Linked DNA regions of Homo sapiens: region 1 is linked to region 2. Evidence: chromatin contacts called from ENCODE Hi-C or POLR2A ChIA-PET data. All regions are on one chromosome and are shown on one strand. The core of a region is the stretch at or near the end of the contact, and the rest is flanking DNA. Distances in the headings are between cores, read along the strand shown. Region 1 overlaps TMEM63A (transmembrane protein 63A). Region 2 has its middle 17 kb from the start of LBR.

Region 1 (6,340 bases), core at 2,173-4,672, 400 kb after region 2:
GCAGGTGCCCCAGGGGCCCTTGGATGGGAACACTAAAGGTCGAGGTGTTTGGAGAAAGCCCTCATGGAGGGACCAGGTGCCTGGCTCCCGGGCGGCCCTCAGTACCGCTCCCCAGTCTAGGATGCTGGTCTGGAGTGGCACTGATGGTTCTGGGATTTCCAAGTCTCACATGGAAACCCTCAAAGGTGGGGATTTAGAGGCTGTCCCATGCCCCTGCCTGGGTGGCCCTCCCAGAAAAGAGAAGGCCCTCAGTGAGGGGAGAGCGGTTGAGACCCTGGATTTGTCCTTTTCTTTATGGCTCCTTGTGGGTGGGCCAGCTGATCTCACCCCCAGGCGCTTTAACCCCCTGCTGTGCAGGACGGAGGGGCGCAGGGCCACAGCCTCACCCCTCCGTCGGCTCTTTCACTTCCAGGATGAAGGTCTATGTGCCCACTGGCTTCTCTGCCTTCCCTTTTGAGCTATTGCACACGCCTGAAAAGTGGGTGAGGTTCAAGTACCCAAAGCTCATCTCCTATTCCTACATGGTTCGTGGGGGCCACTTTGCGGCCTTTGAGGAGCCGGAGCTGCTCGCCCAGGACATCCGCAAGTTCCTGTCGGTGCTGGAGCGGCAATGACCCACCCCTCTCCCCCCGCCTGCCACCTCCCCCCACAAGTGCCCTCCAGGCTTTTCTTGGGGAAGATACCCCTTTTCTGAGGAATGAGTTTGCCTCCGTCCCCTGCCCATGCTGGGAGCCCACGCTCACCCCCTCACCCCTCCAAGCTCACTCCCCAACCCCCAACTCCGTGTGGTAAGCAACATGGCTTTGATGATAAACGACTTTACTCTAAAAGCGGCTGGAACTCAGTGACATGAGCGTGCGCTGACCCCACATGGGGCCCCCTGTGCAAGCAGAGCTGGCCGGCCCCTCCTTGCTGGCAGAGGCACGGGAGGCCTGCTGGGGATGAGGCCACTGGCCAGGGCTATGCTGCACCAGACCAATGGCACCGCCCCCACCCCTCCCAGCGCAGGGGCAGCTTGGAGCAGAGGCAGCACTGGCCACCACTGCGGGGGCAAGTCAGCGTCAAGAGAGTCCCTGAGTGAGAAGGCCCAGATAAGCCCAGGCCCCCCAGGCCAGCGGACAGGCACAGGCAGGGCCTACAGAGGTGCCAAGGCCCCAGGCCAGTTGTGCTAGGAGCCTGGACCTGCTCTTCCACACCCCCATCCCGCCCCTACTGCACAGGCTTGTGCCTTGGTGCCCCCTGGAGGCAGCAGGGAGGAGGCTTCTCAGGCAGAAGTCTTAAGTTGCATCCCATTCCCCAGAATCCCCAGGAGGGAGAAGAGGGATGGGCTGCCCCTCCTTCCTGCCAGAGCCACAGCTCAAGGGCAGTGGGATGGCCCTGCACCCAGCCCAGGTACCCCTTCCTCTGTGCCGACCATGCTGTCCTTTGGCTCCGAGGAGGCCCTGAGCACTGCCCACCCCCACACCTTGGAGGGAGCAGACGGAGGGGGTGAGTACTGCACAGAGCCTGCCTGGAGGTGCAGACTCATGCACTCAGCCCTGAAGAGGTGAGAGAGGCTGGATCTTAACTGTGGTCCAATGGGCATATTATGAGTGGTCCTTGTCCCTGCCTGCTATGGGGTAACCCTGACCCAGCTAGCGTCCCTGACAACATGATACAAAAACACAGAACTCTAGCGGGATACAGAGATGTGTGCACAGCTGGCAGGAGCACTGGCCACCTCCCAACCTGTTCCCCATAGCTTACTCCTGGATGTAGCCTGGAGGGACTGCTGGGCTGGGGAGGGACTGGCCATGGAGCAGGGAGCTGGATGCCAGCGGGACCTCAGACCTGGACTGCAGCATCTCTTTGGTTATCGGTTGTGTGTGTGCTCAGAAGGGAGGAGGCCTTCCCCTTGTTACATCTCTCTCTCCATATATTCTCCCGGACTCATCAGTTTGGGGGGCGAAAAGTCCACCACATGGTCTTGGCGACAAACCACTGGGGATGTCACCCCAGCTGCAGAGCTGGAAGCTTGTGCCGGAGGGGAAACTGGGTGAGCAAGGGAGGGGCGAGGCCTGCCTGTGCTCTCCTCACCACTGCTGGGACCAGAAAAGATGGGCACCTGATAGCTCAGCTGGGCAGTCCCAACGCATTCCCACTCAGCCAAGGGCCTGAGCCCCAGGCCATTCTGGTTGTGTCTTTTCAGAGCAGTGAGACCTAAAACAGATGGGAAGAAGTCATGAACTTGGGAGTCAGGCCGCTTCACCTGTCTTCTCACCCCACAGGCTCCCCTGAGCCTGGCCCAGCCAGCAGCTCACCCAGCCTCAGGCCTCCTGGGGGGCAGCAGCCACACTGCCCGTGGCGCTCTGCGCCAAGCACTGTCCAGGGATAGTCCCGCTGATGTTGTGGATGGCACCATAGGTCTGCTGCTGCTGCTGCTGCGGAGACAGTGCTGTCCTCTCCGAGGCCAAGCCGTTCAGAATCCGAGGCACGTAGGGCTGTCAGCAAATGGATTTGTGCTTGGCCTGGACAGGCATGAGCTTCCACACTGCATCCCTCCCCTCCTGCCCTTCTCCCAACAGGACACAGACAGTGGCCATAAAGGACATATGAAGAAACACCGACATCCATTTAGGACATTAAGACCGAAAATATGACACCTGCAGAATTTCCTAGCAGCCAGGGCAAAAGAGAAAGCACAGTTATACAGTTCTCATGATCACAGAAGGAAGCACAAGAGAGCAGTTCTCAGAGGAAACTAAACTTCCTAGCCCTGGATCCTAGGAGGATTTCTCACTTTGTAGAAGAAACAAGTCTACCTATATAGGGGGGCTTAGAACGCTGCCCTGGGACCCCTGGGATGCTCAACATATCTGTGTGAGTCTCATTTTGAGTCTCATTTCCTCCCAATCCCAGGCTCCAGCCACTGACCCCAGGCACAGAGCCCTGCCATACTCCTCCTGAGACCCTGGCTGTGAGGGCTTGACATCATCCACCTGTCCTGCATGTTCCCTGCTTGGCCAGCATAGCCACAGGTGTGTCGCTGGGTAATGAGTCCTTCTGAGGCCCTCCCTTGTTTGGAACTTGTCCAAGGACAGACACCGATAAGAGAGCCTGACACCTGGGAGGCAGCCACCAGAAAGAACCCTGCAGATGAGGTCGGCTCTGTCCTGGCCACGGCTGTCAGGAAGGCTGGTGACTACAGCTCTGGAACCCTGGGGCTCTGCTTTCCCTTCCCAGCCCCACCCTAGGAGCAGGACCCTGGAGGCTGTGTGCAGAGAGAACTAGGAAGGCAAGGAGCCCTGTGTCTCTCTACCATGGGGTCTTCCTCTGAAGCAGGTGCAATGTTCATTTCTTGAATTCAAAGGGAAGTCTGCCTGACACCCTCTTGGAGCCTAGTGGAGGACCTCGCACAGGCAGGTGCATCGCTGATGACAAACCTTTGTCAAACCCTAGCGCCTTACCATGTGCCTTCACTAAAGCCCCAAACTCACCAGGCATTAAATATGCAGAGAAGGAAAGAGAGCAGGGAACTGAAACCAAGGGGGATGGCCATGAATCGAGACAAGACTCTATCTCCTCAACAGTTTCAAATATGCAGGTTAAAATACCCAGGGGGACCAGGATTCCTTCTCTGCCATTAATTCACAAACTTGCCTGCCATGTGATCTTAGCAAGAGATGATCAAAGATTTGCCGGGGCCCATCTGGTTGGGACTGTTACAACCAAAGCAAAAAAAAGGGCGACAAGCTCAGAGGCTGAGGGGCACAGCTTACTGTGAACGGTGGGGGCATGTGGGCCTCTGCCTCACTTCCTTTGTCACTTGCAGGCTCTTCTGTCTGCAGATAACAGCAAAAACTTGCGATGATAAACAAAACTGATCTCTGTGAACAAACACCCTCCAAACACACAGACTATTAACACCCGGAATAATAGTACCAGCTGGCACCAAGCTCCCCAGCAGCCCGAGAGAGGATGGGGTGGGGGAGTGCAGGGATGAGGGGAGGAAGGGAAGCTACACATGGCACCCAACCACCCACGCCTTTCCCATGGAGAAGCAGAATCTGGAGAAGGCTGCTGCTGTGTTGATACAGACAAGGGTGGGCGGGGTTGACAGCGAGCCCGTCCCACCATCTGTTCCTCCCAGGGCTTGACCGGGCAGTGGGGTCGGGGGCCTTTACTTTGTAGTTCAGAGGGCTGAGGTGCTTGAAGCATCCAAAGCAGGTGTGAGCCAGGCAGACCAGGATGGTGAGCAGCAGCACCAGGAAGGTGAACAGAGTGGCGGGGGCCTTCATACCTGGTGATAGAGGGTGGCTAGCCTTGGGGTGGGCAGGGAGGGGCCACCACCTACCCTCACCCTGCTGAGGAAGGGGCCGCACCTGGTGTGGAAACTGCCCGTGACTTCTCCCTCAGGCAGAAAATAAAGGTAAGGCCTAACCCCCCACCCCCACCCCTCAACTCCAGCAGCAAGGATGGTGTCTTCACAGCCAGGAACACACAGAGGGACCCACTGAATGACTGGCATCATCCCTGGTCAGATTTCAGGCACTGGGGTGCCAAGTCAATGGCAATTCTTCAGCCTCCTTGCTGGTCCGTTCCCTCCAGTCTCCAGTGCCCTGGGCTAGAGAGGATGGACCCTCCCACACCCCCAGTCTGACCGGGGCAGACGTGTCTTTCCCCCAGGAGTGTCAGTTTTCTCTCCTCCACGTCCCCACCTCTTCCATGCCAGGAGGTACAAGGAGCTGGGCCCAACCACCAGCCTCAAAGGGCAAATCTGGATCAGCTTCCCCATTTCCTCTGGTTCAGTCCCTGCACAGCTGATAAAGGCACTATCTTCTCTCCAGGGATGTATGGGACAATTGACCAGGCCTTCACAAGGGTTACACCTGCACTCGGGCTAGCTTAGGAGCCAGGCTGTCAACACCACACCCAACCAGCCCCTCACCCTGGGTATCATGTTTTGATTGGACACCTAACCAGTCCTCACTCTGGGCACCACATTCTGACTAGACATGTAACCAACCCTCATTCTGGGTACCACGTTCTGATGGGACACCTAACCAGCCCTCACTCTGGGCACCACATTCTGACTGGATGCCATGCTGATGCTGTGAAAGCAATGAGGGATCTGACTGGCTGGTGGGGATGCAGGGCTGGGAGGCCAAGGGCTGGCCCCAGGTCAGAAGGGCTGCTCACCCAGGCGCAGGAAGGAAAAGAAGTAGAGCCAGAAGAGGCACAGGATGGGGGCTGCCAAGGCCTGGTTCACAGCGGCAAAGTGGATCCCCTTCTCCAGCTTGGCTGGGAGGTAGACGAAGTAGAGGTTGTGCCGGTCCACCATGTGCTTGAGCAGGATGTAGATGAGGCCTGCAGGGGATGGGGCTGTGAGCTGGAGACCTCGCAGGGCCACACAGACACCTCTGTCCTCTTCCTCTCCGGGGCGGCTATTTTGGCAAGGAGCCAGGGCTGGGGCTGCTGCTCTACTGCCTGAACACAAAATGAGGCATCCTGCACCTCTGGCTACTAGTTTTTTTTCACTTTCTCTCTCCTACCCACTTCCTCACTTATCTGTGACCCCAAGGTGTAGGGGATCGGTCAGGGTGGTGGGAGAAAATTTAAGATAAAGTTATAGGAAATAGACACAAACCTTCTTGGAAAGCCGAGAGGTTTGCATAGCTTCAGTAAAGGGTTTGGCTGAAGGCAGCTGAATTCTCTTAAAAGCTTAGGGTGCAGATACATAGGAATGTGGGGGAGTTTACCTAAATAGCTTGTTTACTCATGTGGTCCTAAGACCAACCTTTGATCATCCACTGGTGCATGATTGCTCGCTATTCAGGGGGTCGGCAATGTTAATTACCCTCTAGTGGTGTTTACTCGAGACCTTTGTCATTTAGTCTGTACTAAATAAATGCGAACTTCGCCTGGCATTGAGGACTACACTGCAGACTCAGGCTGCAGAGCCCCTTAGCCGCACTGACAGGCAAAATATCTGTCAGTGTATGTCTGTCTGTCTGTTTTTTTGAGACAGAGTCTCTGTTGCCCAGGCTGGAGTGCAGTGGTGCGATCTCGGCTCACTGCAAGCTCCGCCTCCTGGGTTCATGCCATTCTTCTGCCTCAGCCTCTCAAGTAGCTGGGACTACGGGCGCCTGACACCATGCCCGGCTAATTTTTTATATTTTTAGTAGAGATAGGGTTTCACCATGTTAACCAGGATGGTCTCGATCTCCTGACCTCGTGATCCGCCCACCTTTGCCTCCCAAAGTGCTGGGATTACAGGCGAGAGCCACCGCACCCGGCAGTGTATGTCTTTCATCCGTCGCTGGGTCAGGGTCTGTGGGACAGACCCTGCACCAAGGGAGTC
Region 2 (5,951 bases), core at 1,846-4,345:
AGGAACCCTTCTAGAATGTCATTACTGTGTGCAGATAAAACTGAAAGCAAAGGGGCTGGAACCCTTTCCGTTTGTTCTGCACCTGAAGGAGTTCAGAGAGAATAAAACAATATCTGGGCCATTTTTTTTTTCTGTTTCAAGTCTCTAAACAGAAAGAACAACAACAACAAAAAAAAAAACTGATTTGTACGGGAATCACTCCAGGCATGACAGGATCAGGAGGTACTTTATCCTGAGGTTCCTCTGAGCCATTAATTGCCATGCTGAAGGTGAAGAAACTGAAAGAATGGTTGAATGACCTGCTCCGGTTGACACAGGGAATGAGTGCCTTCTCCTCTGCAGAAGGAGGAACACCCTCCACCATGATGCTCTCCAAAACACCTGCACAGAGCACCCTGCTGGATGCCAGAGCCCTGTGAGGGCTTCCTGGTGCAGGTGAGGCCCGGCACAGCCAGCAGAAGGACTTATCCTGGCTAACAAAGACTTGTGTTACATGTCCCCCTTCAAAACTGGTGCCACATGTCTGTGTGACCTACCTGCTGGCCTCTCACTGCTAACTGAAGACAGGCACTATTTCCCCACCATAGTGGTCTTTTTGTCCTTCTCATGATTTATTGGATGCATAAAACAAACACATGAGCTGGCTCACACCTGTAATTCCAGGACTTTGGGAGGCCGAGACGGGCAGATCACGAGGTCAGGAGTTCAAGACCCATCTGGCCAACATAGTAAAACCCCATCTCTACTAAAAATACAAAAAATTAGCTGGGCATGGTAGCAGGCACCTGTAATCCCAGCTACTCAGGAGGCTGAGGCAGGAGAATCCTGTGAACCCGGGAGGCAGATGTTGCAGTGAGCTGAGATCACGCCACTGCACTCCAGCCTGGGCAACAGAGCAAGACTCTATCTCAAAACACACACACACACACACACACACACACACACACACACACACACACACGGAGGGCCAAAAAAAAATGGTAAGGAAGAAGAAGAATGGAGGCAGAAAAGATGCCACCCTGGAGAGGTGACCTGGCTGCTGTGGTAACGTGGACATGCTCAGCGCGTTTCAGGACTGTTAGGTTTCAGGGTCTGCCCACCTGCCTCTCCTGAGAGGGGGGCGACAGAGAGCTGGCTGCGTGCAGGGCTCTCCTGGGAATCTGGGCTCTCAGCCAGGCCACCCCACAGAAGTGTTCAGGGGCAGGGAGTTGTATATCCTGGAATGACTATTTAGAAAGGATATAACAGAGGGGAGAGAAAAATAAGGAAATGTGAGGAGTTAGGTCAATGCTTGCCCCTTCCCACGGGCCCACCCATGGTAACGCTGTGGCTCGCTGCAGGCCAGCCAGTATCTGGGAATACAGAGACGCATGATAGTGTCTTTCTACTCTGATTACAACTCCACTAGGTGCCAGCATTTTGCATGCAATCGCTCTATTAATCCTTTCAATGTCCTTGTGAGATAGGTCCATTTATCCCCATTCCACAGGTGAAGAAACTGAAAGAATGGTTGAATGACCTGCTCCGGCTGACACACGGAGTGAGTGGCTGAGCTGGGAAGAGAGACCAGTGGCGTGTAACTCAGAGTCCACGGTGTGTGATGTATGAAGGACTAAGAGAGACCAGTCAGGAGCAGCCGGAATCCCATCTGGAGCCTAAAGAGTTGTCTTTGGTGTAGAAAGTGTCTACCCCACCCCTAATTATATATCCAGTGAAGGCTGTTGCTTAACGTGGCTGTTGGCTCATAAACTGTAAGCACTATGAGAGCAAGTCTTTTCATCTGTGACCTCGATGTCCCCCTTGGTGCCATGGGCTGTGCCCATGTGCGCTAAATACACATGATCAGCCTATTGCTGTTTGGCCAGCTGTCTTTTTTTTTTTTTTTTTTTTTTTTTTTTTTGAGATGGAGTTTCGCTCTTTTTGGCCAGGTTGGAGTGCCATGGTGCAATCTCAGCTTACTGCAACCTCCACCTCCTGGGTTCAAATGATTCTCCTGCCTCAGCCTCCCAAGTAGCTGGGATTACAGGCATGCACCACCATGCCAAGCTAATTCTGTATTTTTAGTAGAGATAGGGTTTCACCATGTTGGCCAGTCTGGTCTCGAACTCCTGACCTCAGGTGATCCGCCTACCTCTGCTCCCGAAGTGCTGGGATTACAGATGTGAGCCACCATGCCCAGCCACCCAGCTGTCCTTTTAGGACACTTTCTGTACTCTCTGTAATAACAGAAGTCCCACACCAGGGCTGACTTTATAGAACCCTAGTTCCAAACTCTCTTAGTTCTGTCAGGAAAGCATTTGCATTTTTTTTTCTCCCCCGAGACAGGGTCTTGCTCTGTCACCCATGCTGGAGTGCAGTGGTGTGATAGCTCACTGCAGCCTCAAACTCCCCCAGCTCAAGCAATCCTCCCACCTCAGCCTCCCAAGTAGCTGAGACTACAGGCATAAGCCACCACACCTAGCCAGAAAAACTCTTTCTTTCTTTCTTTCTTTTTTTTTGAGATGGAGTCTTGCTCTGTCACCCAGGCTGGAGTGCAGTGGCTCGATCTTGGCTCACTGCAATCTCTGCCTCTCAGGTTCAAGCAATTCTCCTGCCTCAGCCTCCCAAGTAGCTGGGATTACAGGCATGCGCCATCACGCCCAACTAATTTTTGTATTTTTAGTAGAGATGGGGTTTCACCATGTTGGCCAGGCTGGCCTCGAACTCCTGACCTCAGGTGATCTACCAGCCTTGGCCTCCCAAAGTGCTGGGATTACAGGCGTGAGCCACCGCACCCGTGCCAGAAAAGCTTTTTTCTTAATAGCTCCCCTGGGAACCTCAGTTCTACCACCGAAGGTATACAATCACTCCAACAGATAACAAATCGACATTGTCGTGCATAAATGTAGAGCTGATCCGTATTTCATGTCAAAGGCCTGGACTGTGTGAAATTGGCTGGTATTTGTTCCAGAAGCACTTGTTCATGTTGAAGATGGGGCAGTTCTGAGTGGGTTAGCAGGCTGACGAGCTTGGCTCAGAAGCCGCTCACTATTGTTTGGGCTTTGCTTTTGACTTCACATCCTGAAATAAATGGTCGTTGCAGACCAGGCACGTGAGCAGGAAGTGGGCAGGGCTTAAAACACAGAGAAGTCATAACCTCTGCGGTTTGGTTCATGTTGTAATATGAAAACCAGGAAGCTTATCTTGCAGGAGGCTGATGTGTAAAAGTTCAGAATGGAGTGGAGCCCTCCCTCTTGGCACCCTATGCGCGGAGTCACCCTTTGTCTGCCACAGGAAGCACCCAGGTCCTGGCAGCTAGAAAACTGTAACAACTTGGAAACATTTCCCAAAATGTCATCATGGCATCAAAATGAGACAATCAATTTCTTGCAAAATTGTTTGCAAGAATACAATTTGATCAAAAGTAGAGTTAGACTTTTTTTTTTTTAAGACAGTTTCGATCTTGTTACCTAGGCTAGAGTGCAATGGTGATCTCTGCTTACTGCAACCTCTGCCTGCCAGGTTCAAGCGATTCTCTGCCTCAGCCTCCTGAATAGCTGGGACTACAGGTGTGCGCCACCATGCCCAGCTAATTTTTGTATTTTTAGTAGAGACGGGGTTTCACCATGTTGGCCAGGCTGGTCTGAAACTCCTGACCTCAGATGACCTGCCTGCCTCGGCCTCCCAAAGTGCTGGATTGTAAGCGTGAGCCACTACGCCCAGCCGAGTTAGACTTTCTCTAAGAACAGCCCCTCTGTGTGTTTTAACTTAAGTGAGAAACAACATGGGTGAGTCAGTGGTTGAAGGCAAGAGAGACACGGGAGAGACACTGATGCCCTGTCCATCCCTTCTCTGGGCCTCAGGGCATTCCAGCAGGTAGAGAACTCCACCCTCCTGCCTGCCTATCAGTCTGCTTGGTCTTGAAAGTCTGCTGCACAGAGTGGGTAGTGGCCATCTGAATCAGTGCTAACACAAAAGCTAGACAGCAATGCTTACAGGCTAGCCAGGAAAATGTTTTTACCAGAAAATTGCTTGAGAAGAGAACACAGAGTTTCAGTAGGGACATGACGATTGAGGATGGAAATGCTTGGTGAAGCAGAACATCCTGGCGTAGCCACAAGAAAACACAATAACCTTAAGGCAGTCACTCGAAGGCATCCTGGAGCCCCAGGCAGGGAGCATTTCACTTCACCAAGGCGTCTGGGGCCATCAAGTGGGAGAAAAAACTGAAGCCTAAAGCTCCTGCTACTGCTCTCTGAGCTCCCAGATCCCTGTACCTGACACCTGCCACACCTGGCTCGGCAGGTAACTAAGACTGGAAGAACCAGATGAGGAGTGGCTCTGCCACACTTATTTGAGAAAATGTCTGAGTAGTATCTGTCCAGCTAGGTCTTCCTGAGTTTCCCATGGCTCTTAAAGATTAGACATCATTAACTGAGTTTCCCAGCAGCACACCTGCCTGAGGTAGATTACAGTGTGGACTATTCCCTGTGAGAAGCTTCCTGCAGCATAGCGCCAGGGAAGGGCTAACCAAGATCGTGTCTTTGCAAAACACCTTTCAGACTGCAGCACCCCCAGGGTGAACTTCAGAGTCACTTTGATCTCAATTAGCATTCTTGGATATTATAAACAAACACCTAGACTCCCAGGGAGGGGAAAATCAGTACCCCAGGAAAATCACAGGAGATGGAGTTCTCAGGGCTTTATCACAGGCTGGCCATCGAAAGCCACAGGGAGCCCTCAGGCTAGCCAGGGTCACATCTCACCTCTGCCCAGCCACCCCAGGTGTTTCCTAGAAGCCCCCCCTTTTCCCGCTTTGGCCTGCCTGGCTCTTTTTGGCTTCTGAAAACAAAGAGAGGAGCTGTGTGCAGTCAGCCTGAGACACGTGGGAAGATGGTTGCTGCCCCTGCTGGCCCTAAAGCTCCAGAAAGCCAATGCCACCGTGCAGGCGGTGGAGAGCATATTCTGATATGGGAGGAGGAGGCGTCCGCAGACCCCTAGTTCCTAACTTTGGGTCATGGCCAAGGGACCTCCTGGGGAAAACTGCGTGCTAGAGAGCCGGTGAGCATATCTTAAGTTAGGCCCAAAGGGGACTGGGTGGGTTTCTTCCTCCAGCACCCCTGCTCTTCCCAAGAGGAGCCCCTTTCCTTCCCTGAGCTTCCCCTTCCCAGGCTCCTGTTTTGACAGGATGCCTGGGTCTGATCACAGCCACAGGCCCGTTTTGGGCTGTGTTCCCCCTGGAGTGTATTGGCCAAGGAATTCCTGGAGCATTTGAAGAAAGGCCCCTTCCCAGGGGCAGTATTCCTCCTGTAATTAAAAGGTTGCATTTCAAAGACACTTTTAATGACCCCAACCGTTGTTGCCAGAAAGAAAATGCTACAGAAGACGTGACTGACAGATTGCAGGGAGAGTGTTCAGCCCAGTGCTGGTGCAGATCCCCGTGAGGACACAGGAGCAGGGGGTTTTGTCATCTTGAGGACCCATAGCTGACCGATGTTCATGCACGCAGGAGCATGTGTACCAGGCACCGGTCTAGTGGGAGAGTCAGAGGAGGTTGCAGCGGGCACAGAGTGGGCATGCTGTGATGGAGGCCAGGCGCCTGCAGGGGAGGACATCCTTATCTATGGGACCTGGCAGGTAGAGGGGAAGGCACTCCCTAGGGAAGGGCCAGAACAGACCTTAGAAGGGTGTATACTTGGGATTTAGATGAAGGAGAAACCTCCTTTCCTCTCACTTCCCTCTCTCCTTGTTCTTCCCTCCCCGAGGGCCCCTCCTAACCCACTCCACTGCACAGCCTGCAGCTTGGCCAGAGTTCCTTCCCTACCAGGACTCACTGTCTCGCTGGGGCCTTGAACCCTCTCCCCCCACCAAATAAGGTGCTGGTCTGGAGCTGAGCACACACCACAGTGGCCAGTTATGGTCAGTCTGTCACTCTGTTCCTTCTCATCCGAGAACTCAGAAAGCATTCACTG

Evidence for each region. Hi-C counts contacts between places; a loop is a spot of excess contacts on that map. ChIA-PET counts read pairs that join two places held with the same protein, here RNA polymerase II (POLR2A). Pooled maps may share reads with other maps.
Region 1: a pooled map shows a loop between it and region 2 (3-fold over the local background). The contact joins two enhancer-like sites. A Hi-C loop is called at or near these places in 3 of 50 pooled maps. POLR2A ChIA-PET finds 5 or more read pairs at or near these places in 3 of 52 experiments (OCI-LY7, activated CD4-positive, alpha-beta memory T cell and naive thymus-derived CD8-positive, alpha-beta T cell).

What each region holds. Positions count from the first base shown.
Region 1 is chr1:225,844,734-225,851,073 of GRCh38, forward strand. TMEM63A (transmembrane protein 63A) reads right to left here. Exons shown (of 25, transcript NM_014698.3): 21 at 5,179-5,346; 22 at 4,164-4,279; 23 at 3,759-3,821; 24 at 2,301-2,480; 25 at 803-2,199. The coding sequence ends at 2,307. It overlaps EPHX1 (epoxide hydrolase 1), which reads left to right. Exons shown (of 9, transcript NM_001136018.4): 9 at 413-830. The coding sequence ends at 614. Among named protein-coding and RNA genes, the nearest start is that of TMEM63A, 34 kb to the right of the region's middle. RefSeq lists enhancers at 1,173-1,983, 3,619-3,668, 5,497-6,043. Within about 2 kb of position 3,423, at least 12 of the 41 ENCODE cell types and tissues checked have a DNase peak (open chromatin) inside an H3K27ac peak, as active enhancers do; they include OCI-LY7, where a contact is called at or near this core.
Region 2 is chr1:225,441,941-225,447,891 of GRCh38, forward strand. No RefSeq gene overlaps it. Among named protein-coding and RNA genes, the nearest start is that of LBR, 17 kb to the left of the region's middle. RefSeq lists enhancers at 2,696-2,765, 3,266-3,315, 4,211-4,771, 4,772-5,332, 5,333-5,892 and a cis regulatory region at 2,870-3,409. Within about 2 kb of position 3,096, at least 31 of the 41 ENCODE cell types and tissues checked have a DNase peak (open chromatin) inside an H3K27ac peak, as active enhancers do; they include OCI-LY7, where a contact is called at or near this core.